Linked DNA regions of Homo sapiens: region 1 is linked to region 2. A link is a contact called in ENCODE Hi-C or POLR2A ChIA-PET data. All regions are on one chromosome and are shown on one strand. The core of a region is the stretch at or near the end of the contact, and the rest is flanking DNA. Distances in the headings are between cores, read along the strand shown. Region 1 overlaps LOC105375167 (a long non-coding RNA gene). Region 2 overlaps LOC105375167 (a long non-coding RNA gene).

Evidence for each region. A loop is a pair of places that touch in the nucleus more often than their neighbours do. ChIA-PET counts read pairs that join two places held with the same protein, here RNA polymerase II (POLR2A).
Region 1: a loop to region 2 is called in a map of CD8-positive, alpha-beta T cell, with 4 times the contacts of the local background. The contact joins two enhancer-like sites. A Hi-C loop is called at or near these places in 3 of 168 maps with a recorded cell type or tissue (CD8-positive, alpha-beta T cell, Right ventricle myocardium superior and endothelial cell of hepatic sinusoid). POLR2A ChIA-PET finds 5 or more read pairs at or near these places in 3 of 52 experiments (Caco-2, K562 and Panc1).

Annotation. Positions count from the first base shown.
Region 1 is chr7:15,794,306-15,797,005 of GRCh38, reverse strand. The region is part of intron 1 of LOC105375167 (a long non-coding RNA gene); the gene reads left to right. Among named protein-coding and RNA genes, the nearest start is that of LINC02587, 110 kb to the right of the region's middle. Within about 2 kb of position 1,421, at least 2 of the 41 ENCODE cell types and tissues checked have a DNase peak (open chromatin) inside an H3K27ac peak, as active enhancers do.
Region 2 is chr7:15,746,079-15,749,035 of GRCh38, reverse strand. All of the region lies in intron 2 of LOC105375167 (a long non-coding RNA gene), which reads left to right. Among named protein-coding and RNA genes, the nearest start is that of LINC02587, 59 kb to the right of the region's middle. Within about 2 kb of position 1,639, at least 2 of the 41 ENCODE cell types and tissues checked have a DNase peak (open chromatin) inside an H3K27ac peak, as active enhancers do.

The DNA of each region.
Region 1 (2,700 bases), core at 172-2,671, 48 kb before region 2:
CACTGCAAGCTCCACCTCCCAGGTTCACGCCATTCTCCTGCCTCAGCCTCCCGAGTAGCTGGGACTACAGGCGCCCGCCACCACGCCCGGCTAACTTTTTGGATTTTTAGTAGAGATGGGGTTTCACCTTGTTAGCCAGGATGGTCTCGATCTCCTGACCTCGTGATCCGCCCGTCTCAGTCTCAGCCTCCCAAAGTGCTGGGATTACAGGCGTGAGCCACCGCGCCCGGCCAAGTGTAATCTTCTTTTAACTCATTTTATTCGTTTCTATAACAATTTAATTTCGTAATTTTGTAGCTTTTGATATTGTACCAAATACATGGGCCTTGAAGTTAGAAAAACTAAATTTGAATCCTACATGAGGACTTCTGGTCCTTGGTAAGTTTTCTCTGAGTGTCAATTGTCACATCAGGGAAATGAGGGAAATACTAATTACACTGTTTTAAAAATACTTACTGAATGCATATTTTATACTAACCACTGAAGAGGGTATTAGATGAAAAGAGAAAATTTCTATGAACGCATAGCAACAGCACAGGATATGACATCTTATAGTAACTTAATTTTAAATTTTTATTTTATTATTTTAAGATTAATAAATTAGATTAATAACAGTTGATGAAGGACTAGGATCAATTCATGGAAATTCCAAATGTTAGAGCCTGAGTAAATACACAAATTGTATCTTGCAACATTAGGCCCTCTAAGCTCTTATTGTTGTATAGGTGAGTTGTAAATAGTCGTCTTTGACATCCTTTGCTCGTAAGATTTATTAATATAAGTAGAGTATCATATGCATATTGTTTGCTTATTAATTCATGATTATATTTATTGCAGTGGTTCGTTCATTCTACACTGTAGGTTGTCAAGAATATAGGCCCTGAGTCAGGTAGACCTGGGGGTTGAATCCTGTCTCTACCATTAACTATTATAGCTCTTCATTACATGTTTATAATATGTTCATCGGCTAATGAACGAACCTAGGCTCAGGCTTCCTCGTCTATAAAAACTGGTGTGATGATATATGCCTCATAGGATTTTTGTGACGATAGAAGGAGATTCGACATATAAAACAACATGGCGTGGAACAATCAGTGTTTAATAACTGCTGTCTATTGTTACTATTTGAACCTTAGGCTCTTTTTTTCAGGGTCCTAATATATTAGCCAAGGAGCAATTTAATATATTTCCATCTTCCATTTCCATTTTCTAAAATCCTCAATCCCAGGTGAGGGTGCTGGAAAAGGTTTTCTTTCTTAAATGAATTTAGGCAGACCAGTTATTCCACATAAATCAAGTACCCCCTTGAGGTTCCCCGGTTCTAAAAGCATGGGAATGTGGGTAGTCTTGGCTTCACTGTCTTTGTCCGGTGTGTAGGATGTCCTGGCAGTCCATCCACTTGATCTGAAATTTGGCCTTGGGGCTGGGTTCTGTTCACTTCCTCCTAACTAGGCTTTCAGGCCAGGAAAATGTTGTAATAGAGTTTCTTCTCTCCAGAAAATCCCTAGAGATTCTTCCTCTTGGACTTGAGGGTAGACATTCAAATACTGCCTTCCTTGGATGTTTTTTAGTTTAGCTGAGGATTAAATTTTTCAAATTGTCTGCCTTAATAAATATGTCCAACCCTTCTATTCATTCCTTATTTGAACCCAAGGTCAGGGGGCTGTTTATATTTTAGCCTCTTCCAGAAACCCATATTCTTTTCCTTTGTAACCTTTTAACCCATTTTCTTTCTTTCTTTTTTAAGTGTTAGGATTTTTAGTTGCTTGCTGACTTTTCCGTTTTATACCTTTAATCTTCTTTTATGTTATATTTTAATATATGCACTAGGGCACAATGAGGTTTCTTTTATAATAACATGAAAGGCAGAGAAAAAATAGTTTGGATCAATAACAAAATATTCAGGAAATGGACATGGAAAAGACCCATTTTTAAGTGTAAAAACATAAGCTCTTTAGGGAAGGAGAAGGTGCTTCCAAAGGACAACCCTTGTAAAAGAAGAGACTCCCATGGCCCTGATTCACAGTGTATTTATTTTAGGCTTGTGTTTCTGAGTGCAGTGTGAAAAATGGAAGAAGTCATATAGCACAATTTATTGTTGAGACCCATAGGTCATGGAGCAGAAATTTATAAACATACTGAGGGATATATGTAATGACACAAATGACTGCACTGCTTTTCAAAGAGTGATCCACACAAAGCACCATTGCTTATAAATACTTCACTCACTGATATGGTTTGGTTCTATATCCCCTCGCAAATCTCACCTTGAATTGTAATAATCTCCATGTGTCAAGGGTGGGACCAGGTGGAGATAATTGAGACATGGGGGCAGTTTCCCCCATGCTATTCTCATGATGGTGAGGAAGTTCTTAGGAGATCTGATGGTTTTATAAGGGGCTTCCCCCTTCGTTCAGCACTCATTCTCTCTCCTGCCACCCTGTGAAGAGGTGCCTCCCACCATGACTGTAAGTTTCCTGAGGCTTTCCCAGCCATGCTGAACTGTGAGTCAATTAAACCTCTTTTCTTTAAGAATTACCCAGTCTCGGGTATTTCTTCATAGCAGTGTGAGAATGGACTAATACACTCAACTATCTAGAATTTGTTGTTTTCTGATTGAAGGCACAAGGAAGGGTAAGGTACATGCAAAGGATTACGCCAGAAACACAGAGATGACCCTGGAAGATCTTCATAGTATTC
Region 2 (2,957 bases), core at 390-2,889:
TTTGCAATAAAGCTCTTAAGAGTTTTACATCTAATTCCACGGCTGAGACTGGATTCTAGATGTGCAATCTAGTAGCTGTGTAAACTTAGGTCATTTAGGCCCCCTTACCCTCAGGTTCCTCATATGTTAATAAGGATAATTAATGCTAGACTATTCTTGGTGAGTTGTTATATGGGTTTATTAGAGATAAATTATTTAGTGTTCCACATAATGCCTGACATGTAGAAATTGCTCAATAAATGTTAGTTATTATTATTTCTGAAGATATACACTCTTGAAAAGTCTTTGTGATAATAGTGATTCAGCTTAAATTGTCTTGCATTAGAATGTGAATAAATGCTAAATAATGAGAATTTGGCACTGACTTGAAGTAAATAGAACTTTAAAAATATATATATGACTGCAATTTTTCACTTGTACCCTAAAGTACTTGAGAATAAAAAGAGACAGTATGCCAATAATATTATCTATATTTTATGAGTCCTAACAATTAAAGAGATGGCAAATGCCCATGTTGCAATCTGTCTACGTTTTGATGATTTCTCCTTCTACATTCTTCTTACATTTTTTGGATTCCTATACTATCTTCTACACCTAATAATTTAGCAATCACGTATTACACTCCTGTTACTCCCTCATCTGGGTTTGCTATCATGGGGTGTAACCACCTATACGTGGAGATTAATAACTAAATCACAGGTAAATAACTCATTCTGGTCATTTCATTGTTTGAGAATATTGGAGCACATGGTGGACTTGGATTTCTCTTTAACGAAAGACATTGCCAGTGTGGCTGGGAGTGCTCTTGGTGAGCCATGTTCAGTTGTCAACCACTGCAGAGATTGCCTCACTCAGTGGGATGACCCTTCCCAGAGTGTCCCACCTTCTCTTTGACATTTCCTTGACCACCCTAAAATCACAATGCCTTTCCTGTTTTGCTGCTCACACCCCTTCCCTATTTATATTTTTGTGTAGAATCTCTATATGACTTAACTTGATATCTATATCTATTTGTATGTTCTTGTTACCCTCTCTCTGTGAGGATGCAAGCTCAACGAGGGAAAAAGTTATGGTCTGTTTTATTACTGTCATATCCCAAGTGCAAGTACTTAACGCATAATACTTGCTTGATAATTCTTAATGAATGGTTGTGAACTGTACAGCGAATATCCTACCCTTTGTTGAAGGAGAAAGATAAAATATGAAGGATTCAATTGAAGAAACAAAACTGTTTTATAATCTGAATTTTTCTCAAGTATAGCTTCAGTGACAAAAGGTTTTTGTCTAGAATAACGAAGTTCTACTTTGTTTTTCACTTGGTTATTGGTCCTTGAACATTTACATTCTTACTTAAGATCTAAGAGAAGAACTATGCCTGGCAGTGAACATAACACTCTTCTAGAGTGCATGTGGAGCTGTCCAAGGCCGCTCAGCTATCTCTCTGCTATTTTAAGAATTTGTCCCTGTTCTGCCTCCTAAATTTGGCTTTAAATCTTCTTACACATATTTGGCTCTCTGTCATCCAGTAATTTGACTTTACACCCAGAACTCTGTTTTTAAAGAAAGGCCATTTTTAATGGGCTTTTTATTCAAAGACTCCACCAGACACTGATGTATGAATTCTTTCCTCTGTCCATGCCAGGCACAGCACATTATTGGCAACTGAAATCCTGCCTCTTTGCGTAACCAGGACTCTAGGCCATTGGTCCCAGAATGCACCCAGCAAAATATCCCCTGGTTTATGGGACAGGGAATTAGCTTAAAACATTTTCTTGTTGTTGTTAACTTTATTGAAGTGTATTTTACATATCGTAAAATTCACCTTTTTCAAATACACAGTTTGATGATCACTGGTAGCTTTAATGAGTGGTGTAAACATCACATAAAACAGTTTTATAACTGATTTTTAGCCTTCCAATAGGATCATTCCTTATGTACACTTAATCCCCCTCCCCATTCCCAGCTCAGGCAATAATTAATCTACTTTCCCTCTCTAACAATTTGCCTTTTATGAATATCTCTTATAAATGGGATCATGCAATATGTGGTATCTTTTGTTTGGCTTGTTTCATGTAGCATCATGTTTGAAGTTCATCCATGACATAACATGTTTCAATTGTTTTTATTACTGAATAATATTTTATTGTATGAATATGCCATATTTTGTCTCTCCATCCTTTTTTGTCTATCTAGTTGATTAGCAGTTTTTCAGGTTTTGGATATGATGAATAAGGTACTATCAACATATGTTTTTGTGTGGAAATACGTTCTCTTTGGTAGGTGCTTAGGAGTGGAATTGCTGAGTCAAAAGATAATTTTATGTTTATCTTTCTGAGAAACTGTCAAGCCATAGTCCAAAGTGGCTGCACCAATTTACATTCCCACCAGGCCTGTTTCTCCACATCCTCACTGATATTTGTTATTGTCTGTCTTAATTATTATCACAATCAATCTAGTAAGCGTGAGTGGTATCTTATTGTGGTTTTAAACTGCATTTCTGTGGACAAGGGGATGGGAGTAAGCCAAGTTAAGACATCACAAAGTTCAGTCGTTTTTCTGGAATATAATTGCTCTTCAGAGTATTGTAAGCCTTTGATTAATTTCTGGAGTTCCAAAAATGTTGATTTTGCTGATATTTTGTTGTGTTTATTAAAGAGAGGATCTACCAAGTTCCTCAATCCACCATTCTAATAGTCTCACCTTGTCTGAAGTATTGTTGTTATGAGTTCTTCTGTTACTTTAACCTTCTAAAATTTATCCTTATTCAGAAATTTGTTAAGTCTCTCCTTTATTTTCTTGTTATTTGATATCTAAACATTTAAATTTTTTTCCTTTTTTTTTTTTTTTTCTGAGATGGAGTCTCACTCTGTCGCCCAGGCTGGAGTGCAATGGCCTGATCTCAGCTCACAGCAACCACCGCCTCCCGGGCTCAAGCGATTCTCCTGCTTCAGACTCCC